Regions from separate parts of the Homo sapiens genome. Here region 1 is linked to region 2. The links are chromatin contacts, found by Hi-C or POLR2A ChIA-PET in ENCODE. All regions are on one chromosome and are shown on one strand. Each heading gives the region's core, a stretch centred on a gene start or an enhancer-like site at or near the end of the contact. The rest is flanking DNA. Distances are from core to core; before and after follow the strand shown. Region 1 has its middle 130 kb from the start of LINC02772. Region 2 holds the start of FCRL5 (Fc receptor like 5).

The links. A loop is a pair of places that touch in the nucleus more often than their neighbours do. ChIA-PET counts read pairs that join two places held with the same protein, here RNA polymerase II (POLR2A). Pooled maps may share reads with other maps.
Region 1: a pooled map shows a loop between it and region 2 (2.7-fold over the local background). The contact joins the enhancer-like site here to the promoter of FCRL5 in region 2. A Hi-C loop is called at or near these places in 3 of 37 single-sample maps with no recorded cell type and 3 of 50 pooled maps. POLR2A ChIA-PET finds 5 or more read pairs at or near these places in 2 of 52 experiments (A673 and WTC11).

Annotation. Positions count from the first base shown.
Region 1 is chr1:157,402,041-157,406,993 of GRCh38, forward strand. No RefSeq gene overlaps it. Among named protein-coding and RNA genes, the nearest start is that of LINC02772, 130 kb to the left of the region's middle. RefSeq lists an enhancer at 1,205-1,254. Within about 2 kb of position 1,316, at least 3 of the 41 ENCODE cell types and tissues checked have a DNase peak (open chromatin) inside an H3K27ac peak, as active enhancers do.
Region 2 is chr1:157,548,828-157,553,810 of GRCh38, forward strand. It overlaps FCRL5 (Fc receptor like 5), which reads right to left and starts at 3,688. Exons shown (of 17, transcript NM_031281.3): 1 at 3,505-3,688; 2 at 733-753. The coding sequence starts at 3,535.

The sequences.
Region 1 (4,953 bases), core at 66-2,565, 150 kb before region 2:
TTGCTTTTATATCCCAGCCACTAGCTGAACTAACTTACACGGCCAAATCTAATGATTAGAGAGCACTTATAAAACAGGAGTTCTTGAAGGAACAATGAGCTTTGCAATAGCAAGAAGTTAGATGCCAGTTCTGTCACCAGCAAAACGTAGGCTTTCTCCACTTCTGCAACGTTGGTTATCTGGAAATATGTCTAACTGTGTAGAGTTTTCTTTATAGGCCCTGGGGTTAGAAGATTACTAAACAAAGAAAAAGAAGGAAGGAAGGAAGAAATGAAGGATGGGAGAAGGGGAAGGAAGAAGTAAAGAGAGAGAGAGAGAAAGAAGGAAACAACTTAGAATTTCTCATTTTGCGGGTAGATCTGTGTTCAGACAAAGAAAGTGATTCCCTCAGGGAACCACTGGGAAGGAATGAAATTGAAATTGGTTGTTCCATCAGTCCTTACCTTGTGGTACTGAATGAGACAAGCTCCCTTGCAGTGAAGTTTGGTCAGAGGCTGTTTGTGGAAGGAATATCACTGTGAAATTGCTCTGTTTCCTCTTAGGAATCCTGAAGCTCCAGAGTTGGAGGCATTTTTTTCTGTGGTTTCTGGATTATCCCTGTTCTAGTTCACCCTTGACCTAGGGAGAGGGATGGGTGGTGAAGCAGTGATGATGAAGGTGGGGATGAGATATTTGTCCTGATCATCCCTAAACTCTTACACCCTTCCTGAACATGTGTTTAGATGGGGAAGTGTGGAAGGGAAGGAAAGAGCCTGAGGGTGGCTCAGCTCACATATAATTTCCCAGGGACAGAGGTAGCTGCAGGTGAGGGTGGTCCTCAACTTGGGGGGACCCCCTGACCATAACAATAACAGCACTTACTGAATGCCCACTCCGTGTCTGCCAGCAGGGAGCTGGAAGAGAAAGGGTCTCTGCATTAGGGGCTCCAGACGCAGACACGAGACAATGGAGATGGCACCAAGAAGTGAGGTTTGGACATCAAACATGAATGGTTGGTTTGTGAGTGTGCTGATGGGGGCTATGTCAGACAAATGAGCAATCTTTTATGTTGTTTACAGAGCTTGAAATTGTATACAATTTAAATGAATGTTTAGCTCCACCTTGTAAATGACCAACCACTCCCTGTCTTGTTCTCTCTTCTTCAGGATTAGCATCTCTGTAGATCCAAGAACTCCTGCTGCCTTCCTTCCCTCTCTGAGTCTTCCCTCATCTTCCTCCTGGCTGTGCTCACCATCCAACTTCTGGGGCAGATCCTTCCTAACAGCCTGAGGGCGGAGCCTCCTTTCTCCCTGGTTCCCTCATCCAGGAAGTGAGCTTGTCCAGGCTGGCAGTTTAACCCTCTGTTAGCCAGAAGTCCCTGCTCTGCACTGCCACTGAAAGTACCTGCTTCCCCTTTTCAGAAGAGGGCAATTGAGGTGGAGGCCGCGGCAGCTTCTCAGTCCTGCGGGGCTCAGACGACAGTGCAGCTGAGCTAGTCTAGGGAGGGCAGGTGAAGGTGGAGGAGCTCACGGGCAGTATCCTGCAGGGGAGGCCTTGGGCTGGGGGGTAAAGTAGGCTCCAGGTCTGGCTCTGCCCTCTGTGACCCAGGACAAGTCTACCCCCTAGAGAGTCCCTCCTCTGTTAAAGCAGGAGCTTGGGCAGAATCACCCCAGTCCCCCTCAGCAGTGAGGCTCTGGGAGTTGGTGACTCCCGTGGCTCTACCAAGGTCTCTGCTCTGTCTCCCCATCCTGTCCTGTCCTATCCTGTGGTCTGACAGGCACTGACAGCCAGTGAGCCTGTTTCAGGCTTCTTCAGAGAGAAGACTCTGGGTGTCCCTGTGGCCACTTCCTCAGCCCTTGAGGGAGGAAGGGACCCTTCCTCTCTCAGCCTCCTCCACCTGACCCTCTGCTTTCTCTGCCTCTGCTCCTAAGAGGGATCTCAGGGGCCATTGCCCTCAGGCCACCTGCTGAAAGACATTGTATATAGGCTGTTCTCTAACTGCTATAAAGAACTACCTGAGACTGGGTAGTTTATAAAGTAAAAAGGTTTAACTGACTTTCAGTTCTGCAGTCTGTACAGGCAGCATGGCTGGGGAGGCCTCAGGAAACTTAAATCATATCAGAAGGCAAAGGGGAAGCAGGCACTTCTTACATGGCCAAAGATGGAGGAAGAGATAGCAGGGGAGGTGCCACACACTTTTAAACCGCCAGATCCTGTGAGAACTCACTATCATGGAAACAGCAAGTGGGAAGTCCGCCCCCATGATCAAATCCCCTCACACGAGACCCCCTTCTCCAACACTGGGAATTATATTTTGACATGAGATTTGGATGGGAACCCAAATCCAAACCATATTAGACATCCACTCCCTTCCCACAGTGTATGGAAATGTGGTCTGCATACTGCAATCAGAAAGGCCTTGTGCAACTGTGGCATTTAGAAGCTGCTAATAAAAGCCTCAACCAGACCTTTTCCTATCTGCTTCACAGAAAAGACTCGCTTATTTCTCAATGATCCCTCTTTCAGTGCTGGCAAGGGGAGAGACAAACATTATTTTGATCAGAATTATCCATGCAAATGCCTTAGGAAGGTCCCCCTGTGGAGTCTGAAATGTTGTTTCTCTAGCTAGTCCATTTGTCTTATTTCCCCCAGTCAGAAAAGAGGACTGTGCTTTTGAGCCCTACATTTGACAGAGCACTCATGGTTTTTGTCTATTGTTTTGCCAAAAATTGTATATTTAACCATGCAATTAACTCTGAAAGGGATGAATGGGATGCTTACTCATTAATTAATGAGGGGCCTAGTAGGATGTTATAACCCATTCAAAGGGAGCATCAAAGATACTTCTGTAGGCCAGCAGGAATGCTGAAATGAATTTACCAATAGATGCCCTGTGATCACAGGGTCTGTGGTATTTGTGGGTACACAGATGACTGTCTGGAGGATACACACTATTTAAAGTATTTTCCTTTGGGATAAGCCATATTTTGAACTTTTACTTGAAGCAGCTCTGCACCCTGTATAATTTTCAATGTAACATATAACACTTTTATGTTATAAACAACCTACTAAAGAAAGGGGAAAATGGATAAACCAAATACAATTAATATAATTTTTTTAGCTCACACATGAAATTAAAAGTAATCTCTCTTTTCTTCAAATTTTTTTTATTGTTTGTAGAAATGGGGTCTCACTGTTTCCCAGGCTGATCTTGAACTTCTGGCCTTAAGGCATCCCCTGGCCTGTGGCTCCCAAAGTGTTGGGATTACGGGTGGTGTGAGCTATTGCACCCAGACCTTCCACCCATCTTTACCACTCTCCTCACTACAAAGATATTCTTAGCTCCTTGGTAATATGGGAATTGATGGCGGCTGTGTGTGGACACAGCAATGAACTTCCTTTTAAATTCCAGGCTTTGGTAAACAAGAAGGTCTTGAGTGGAGCTTGACACTCTGCAGCCACGTATGGGATTTAACTCAGAAAGATTTAACCCTCTGAAACTCATCCTTAGACCCAGGAGGGGACCCCCTGAGAGGGGCGGCTGCTGAGGAGGAATGGATACCAGCCTGGAAGCTGGGAACATCTGGTTCTGATTCCAGGTGGGCTTCGTGAAGTAATACTCATCCTGACATAGAGAGTAGCTAATGTTAATACGAAAATTACTGAATACTGTACTGCAACATTTTCTCTGTTTAAACCCAAAGAAGATTTCAATGAGGTAGGCATTTTCATTGTTTTCGTAACACATATGAGAGAGCTAAAGTCAGAGAGGTTAAATAACTGCTCTAGTTCACACAGCCAGAAAATAGAGGACCTGGACTTAATTCTCACCGGCTCTAAAGTCCAAACTTTTCACCACTCTGTGAAACCAGAGTCACGTCACAGACTGGTGACACCAGCCAACTACATCACCTAGTTGACTCCAAAATAAATTTCAGTTGTATCTAAGAGTAAACATAAAATTTAAAACCATATATGTACTTAAAGAAAACAAGAAAGAGTTAAAAACCTACTTTTGAATTGGGGGCTATCTTTTAAAGCAAGATACAAAAAGAATAAGCCATATAAATGGATACATCGGACTTTACGCAAATAATATTTTGGCATTGCAAATAGTCTGTAGGTAAATTTGAAAAATAAACTAAAAAAAATTGTGTTATGTTAGAAAAAAAGCTAATTTTCTTAAAATATGTGTAACTCCTATAAGCTAACAGAAAAAAACCCCAATGGATAAAGCACATTAGCTAATAGTTCATAGTTCACAAAAAAGGCAATAAGAATGACTTAGTAATCTAAAATGACAATGATGAATATCATTTATAGAAGAAATGCTCATTAAAACAATAAGGAGATATTTTCCCCTATCAACCTGACAAAGGGCAAAAAGTTTGATCATTACGTATTGGTGAGAAACCTAAATATTATTGGTAGGAATATAGATAAGAACACTCTTTGGAGGTAATAATATGAATCAATAGTTTAGGTATGTTTGCCTTGATCCATTAGATCCACCCTAATGATTTTCCCTAATATATACACACCAACATGTGCAAAGAAACAAATATAAGGATATTCATTGCAACATTGTTTGTTGTGTCAAGCGGCAACTTAAATATCAGTAGCAGAGGAGTGTTAGAGCCCCACAAGGAACAGTATGCAGACAGGACATGGGACACATCTACTTGTAGAGATCCTGAGTGGGCTCCAACAATTGCTGCTTTGAGAAAAGGCAAAGAACAGGACAGTCACATAGCATGTTTTGTGTATGTGGAGATTCACATATGTGCATGTAAGTGCATAAACTATCTCTGCATGGTAACACAAGACACTGATAATAGTGCCTGCCTCTAGGAACCAGAACCAGGCAATGGGAGTCAGAGATAGGAGAAAGACTTCATTTTCAATCTCCTTAATTTCCCCCTCCTTTAAAATAAAAAAAAATGAATGTTTAATCTGATTAAAATCCAAAAATTA
Region 2 (4,983 bases), core at 2,438-4,937:
CTGTTGGTGGGAGTGTAAACTAGTTCAACCATTGTGGAAGTCAGTGTGGCGATTCCTCAGGGATCTAGAAGCAGAAATACCATTTGACCCAGCCATCCCATTACCAGGTATATAACCAATGGACTACAAATCATGCTGCTATAAAGGCACATGCACACGTATGTTTACTGCGGCACTATTCACAGTAGCAAAGACTTGGAACCAACCCAAATGTCCAACAATGATAGACTGGATCAAGGAAATGTGGCACATATACACCATGGAATACTATGCAGCCATAAAAAATGATGAGTTCATGTCCTTTGTAGGGACATGGATGAAGCTGGAAACTGTCATTCTCAGCAAACTATTGCAAGGACAAAAAACCAAACACCGCATGTTCTCACTCATAGGTGGGAATTGAACAATGAGAACACTTGGACACAGGAAGGGGAACATCACACTCCAGGGCCTGTTGTGGGGTGGGGGGAGGGGGGAGGGATAGCATTAGGAGATATACCTAATGTTAAATGACGAGTTAGTGGGTGCAGCGCACCAACATGGCACATGTATACATATATAACAAACCTGCACGTTGTGCACATGTACCCTAAAACTTAAAGTATAATAAAAAAAAGGAAAGAAAACAGGAGATATTGGAGATCTCAGGCAGCCATCACAAATGTTTTCTATTTATTAGGAAGAGACACTCTTAACCAGAGACGCTGAAGAGCCAAAGACAGGAGAACTCACCAAACTGTCCACTGACAGGAGCTGCAAAAAAATAAGAGCCAGAGATGAGCACAGAACCATGATTATTTTGTTTTAAGAAGATAATTCCCTTTTTTACCCATGCATGTATTACTTGTCCCTTTAAAAAATTCATTTAAAAACTCTAATAATTATTCATCAAATGTATATATATACACATAAATATACATATATATACATATATATATGGCATGGTATTTGGACTTCTACAATGAATTTTAAAAATGGTATCTGCCATCAAGAAGTTGACTAGTGGAAAAACAGAAACACGATTTAAAATAATATAACACAGGGTGTAAGTGCAATAACAGAAATACACATGGGGTATGTTGGGGGCAGAAGGGCCACTAGCCCAGTGTGTAGGATATATGTGTGTGTGTAGAGTGTGTGTTTGTGTGTACATGTGTTGAACAGGATGGGTGGATCCTTGAAGGTACCTGAAGGAGATGATACTTCACAAAACTGTGAGTGAGAACATGAGTCTGCAGGTGGATGTTAGCATTTGTGTGTGGTAAGAGGCGATTTCTACCTTTCAAGGTAGAAAGGGCACAGAAGTGGAGAAATGACATTGGTGCTCAGGAACTGGGAGTGTTGGGGGAAATAAGACCAGAGAAGCATGCAGGGCCTGAGTAAGTGGTTCTAATTTTATTATAAAAGTGATAAGGAGTCATGGAATGGTTTCAAGGAGGAGATTGACAAGGTTAGAATTTCAGACTTTGATGGAGCACTCTGTCAGTGGACAGAATTTAATGGGACAATATGAAGCAGGGAGACTGATTAGAAGGCAGGGCAAGGAAATGGACATGAATTAAGCCTCCCTTGGGCACCAGACTCCAGGCTATACTCTTTTCATGAGATCATTGAATCCAAGGGCTCATTATCATCATGCCTAATTTTTAAACAATCAACTGATGCTCAGATTATTTAGACCTGATGCTCAGCCCAAGAGATGGTAATGTGTAATTTTTGTCAGAGTATTTATCCAAATTATCTTCATTATCTGCTTGTTTATTTTCCCTTCTCTATAATGCAAGCTCTATGAGACCTAGGACTTTCCTTATGTTCACCATATATCCTCCAGGACCTATAACGGTGAATGGCATATAAAAGATATTCCTTTAATGTTCACTAAATATATTTGTGTTGTATAATGAATTAATTAAAGAACTAGGTTAATAATATAGGAATAGAAGGATAGAGATTTGAGAAATGGGTAATGAAGAGAGAGAGGACACAAAACTGGCAGGTTTATCAATTGAGTAGGTATTCTGCATATGGGTTGATTTATTTATTCAACAGATTTTTGGAATGCCAATCATACTCCAGAGCAAGGCAATAGAAATCCAGGAGTGTGTGAGAGACAAATCATCCCTGTCCACATGAGGCTATTGGAGACTTATCCAAACTTAAGTGTTTTACTGAGAACAACAAATTATTCACCATTCACCTGAATATTTTGGCTTCCTTCATCTTTGCATTGTTTTAAATGAAGCTAATATTTTTGTGAGTGGTTTCTATATGGTCTGCATTTACGTAGGTTATTTCATATAACCATGTCAATAATCCTGTGAGGTAAGCACTAGGATTAACTGCATTTTGTAGACCAGGAATCTGGTAGCCAGTAGGTGGCAAGATGAAGTTTGAACCTAGATCCTGTTTGACCCCAGAGCCCATGTTATAAACTTTGCCCTCTCATGCTCAGGACCTGGCCATTACCCACATTGTGTGGGGCCACACTGAGATGTATTCCTACTTCAGGAATTATAGTCCATGCACCTTCCAACTGTGAGGTCCTCTTTTCTTATATCACGCCTGCTCCATTTCTGCTCCTCTAGCTCCTACTCACCTCTAAGTTTCATGAAGTCTTTACTAGCTATTTTGAATACAGTTTATTATCTGCCTACAGCATTCATTGGTAACTTTGCCTGGACAATTATTTAACTGGGAGCTTGTTGCATAGCTGCTTGAAAGTACATTGGCCTTGCTGGGAGCCCTTCTATGTCATGACTTTCCAGAACATAGACGTAGTGTCTCCTATGGACTCTAATTGCTCAGCACCTGTGCATAGATATTACTAAACACATTTGCTGAACAAATAAATAAACATATTTAATTATAATATTTAACCTTTAGTAAAAATCAACCAGTTCGCACATATGAGTTGATAGAGACTTACGTACACCCACAGGGACAAAGAGAAAGTCATATGCTTTAGATTTATCCTTGCTTTGTCCACCTACGCCTCTGCGACCTCCTCCACCCCATGTTCTTAATCAGCCAATTGCTGCAGTGGTTTGCAATTATGTACAAGAGAAAGACCTGTCTTTCCCGTTAGAAACCTTGCCTCTTATGCTGGGGACCAGGATCTGGCCTTGTCATACAAGGAATAAATACATCTCCTCTGCAGAGAGGAGAGTGGGCTCTTCTATGAGTAAGACAATATGAACAAACAAACATGAAACATTCTCTGGACTTTAAGAAGTACTTTTTAAAGAAAAAAATAAATGAAATTTTAATTGTTGTGGTTATTGTGGTTTCCTACTCTGTAAGATTGAAAATTCCTTCCAGCTGTGGCCATTTTCTTCAGCCTCAAGAGAAAGCCCTGAGCTACAGAGTAAAGTTCAAAAATACAGTCTCCTAATGTAGGAGAGAGTCTCTCAGCAGGGGCTGAGCCCCAAGAAAGGACCAGGCCTGCGGTGGAGAGAGAAGCTGTCCCGATCCCACCCAGGGCCCATGGTGAGCCCTTTTACTCACCCAGGACCAGTAATATCACCCACAGCAGCATGAAGACCTGGACCACCAAGGGCTGAGATCAAAAGAGAAGTTTCCTCAATTCCAAAACAGGTTTGGACTTGATCTTACAGTCAGGACACTGCACACCAGCTCCAAGGAGCACATCTGAGAAGCTGTGCTCTCAAAAAGAGCAGAATGCATTAGTGAATTGAAAAAAGGAAGTGGGAGTACCCGTCTTCAGCTGCTAATCACAGTTTCCTACCCGATGATCAAAGAAAAAAAAAAGTTAAGGTTTTAAAAAATCAAATACCCTTGACCCTACATTTTTGCTATTGGGAAATTACCCTGAAGGAAGTATCTGAAGAGAGTACTATAAGAACGTTTATTGTAGCATTCATTATTGCCTAAACACTGGAAACAAAACAAAAAACCATGATATGGGGACTGTTTAAGAATATTCTGATTCATCCGTATGGTGACAAGCAATCATTAAAGAATAAGGTAAATCTGAACATGCCAAGAAGGGAAGACCACCTTGTTTGATGTGAAGAGAATAAAAGTGAGATATAGATTGGTTTTGTAGTATTATCCCATTGGGTAAATATAAAAAATAGGATATATGTGTACATCAACTCTTTTAAGTATACTTTCTTCTTTTCCTGGAAAGTACACACAAAAATATTGATTATGTTTGAGGAGCAATAGGTGGGAAGAACACAATTTATTTTATGTATTTCTGTACCGTTTGATTTTTTAAAAAATTACCAGGTGAATGTATAGCTCTTATGATTTTCTAAAAGTCAAGTTTCCATCCTGGTATACTGGTCAACAGAGGTTCCTAAGACATTAGCTGCCACGAGGAGTGCCAGTTTCTTTCTTTCAAATATTTTCTCACCCTTTCTCTCTGGGCCCATACCTTGGTCTTCCTAAGGGGGCATTTAATTTTATATCTACAAATGCACATCACCTTAGGTATATTATGTCACATCTGACCCACTGCACCCTGAGGCAAGAAAACCATACAGGGGTTACAGGGGTGAATAGAGATTAAGAGGAGAACTTCAAAGGGAACACAGAATCTTTACCTACTTTTGGTGCTAAAACAAATAGTGCTGCTATGAACATTCTTGTATACATTTATTGGGGCATATGCGCACATAATTCTGTTGGGTATATATCTGGGAGTGGAAGTCCTGGCTCATAAGGTATGCATATATTCAGTTTAGGAAGTATTACCAAATTATTTTCCAAAGTGGTTGTGCCAATTCCCACCACACCCACCAACCAATGTATGAGAGTTATCATTGTTCTAAAATTCTTGCTGATATTGGTATTGTCATCTAGTAAAATCTGGCCGTTCTGCTAGAATTATCTCAATGTGGTTTTAATTTGTATGTCTCTGGTGAATTTGAGAATGAGCATTTTTTCATAGTCTAATTGGTGATGTAGATATCCTTTTTATGTGCAATCTCTGTTCAAATATTTCCTCATTTTTCTCTT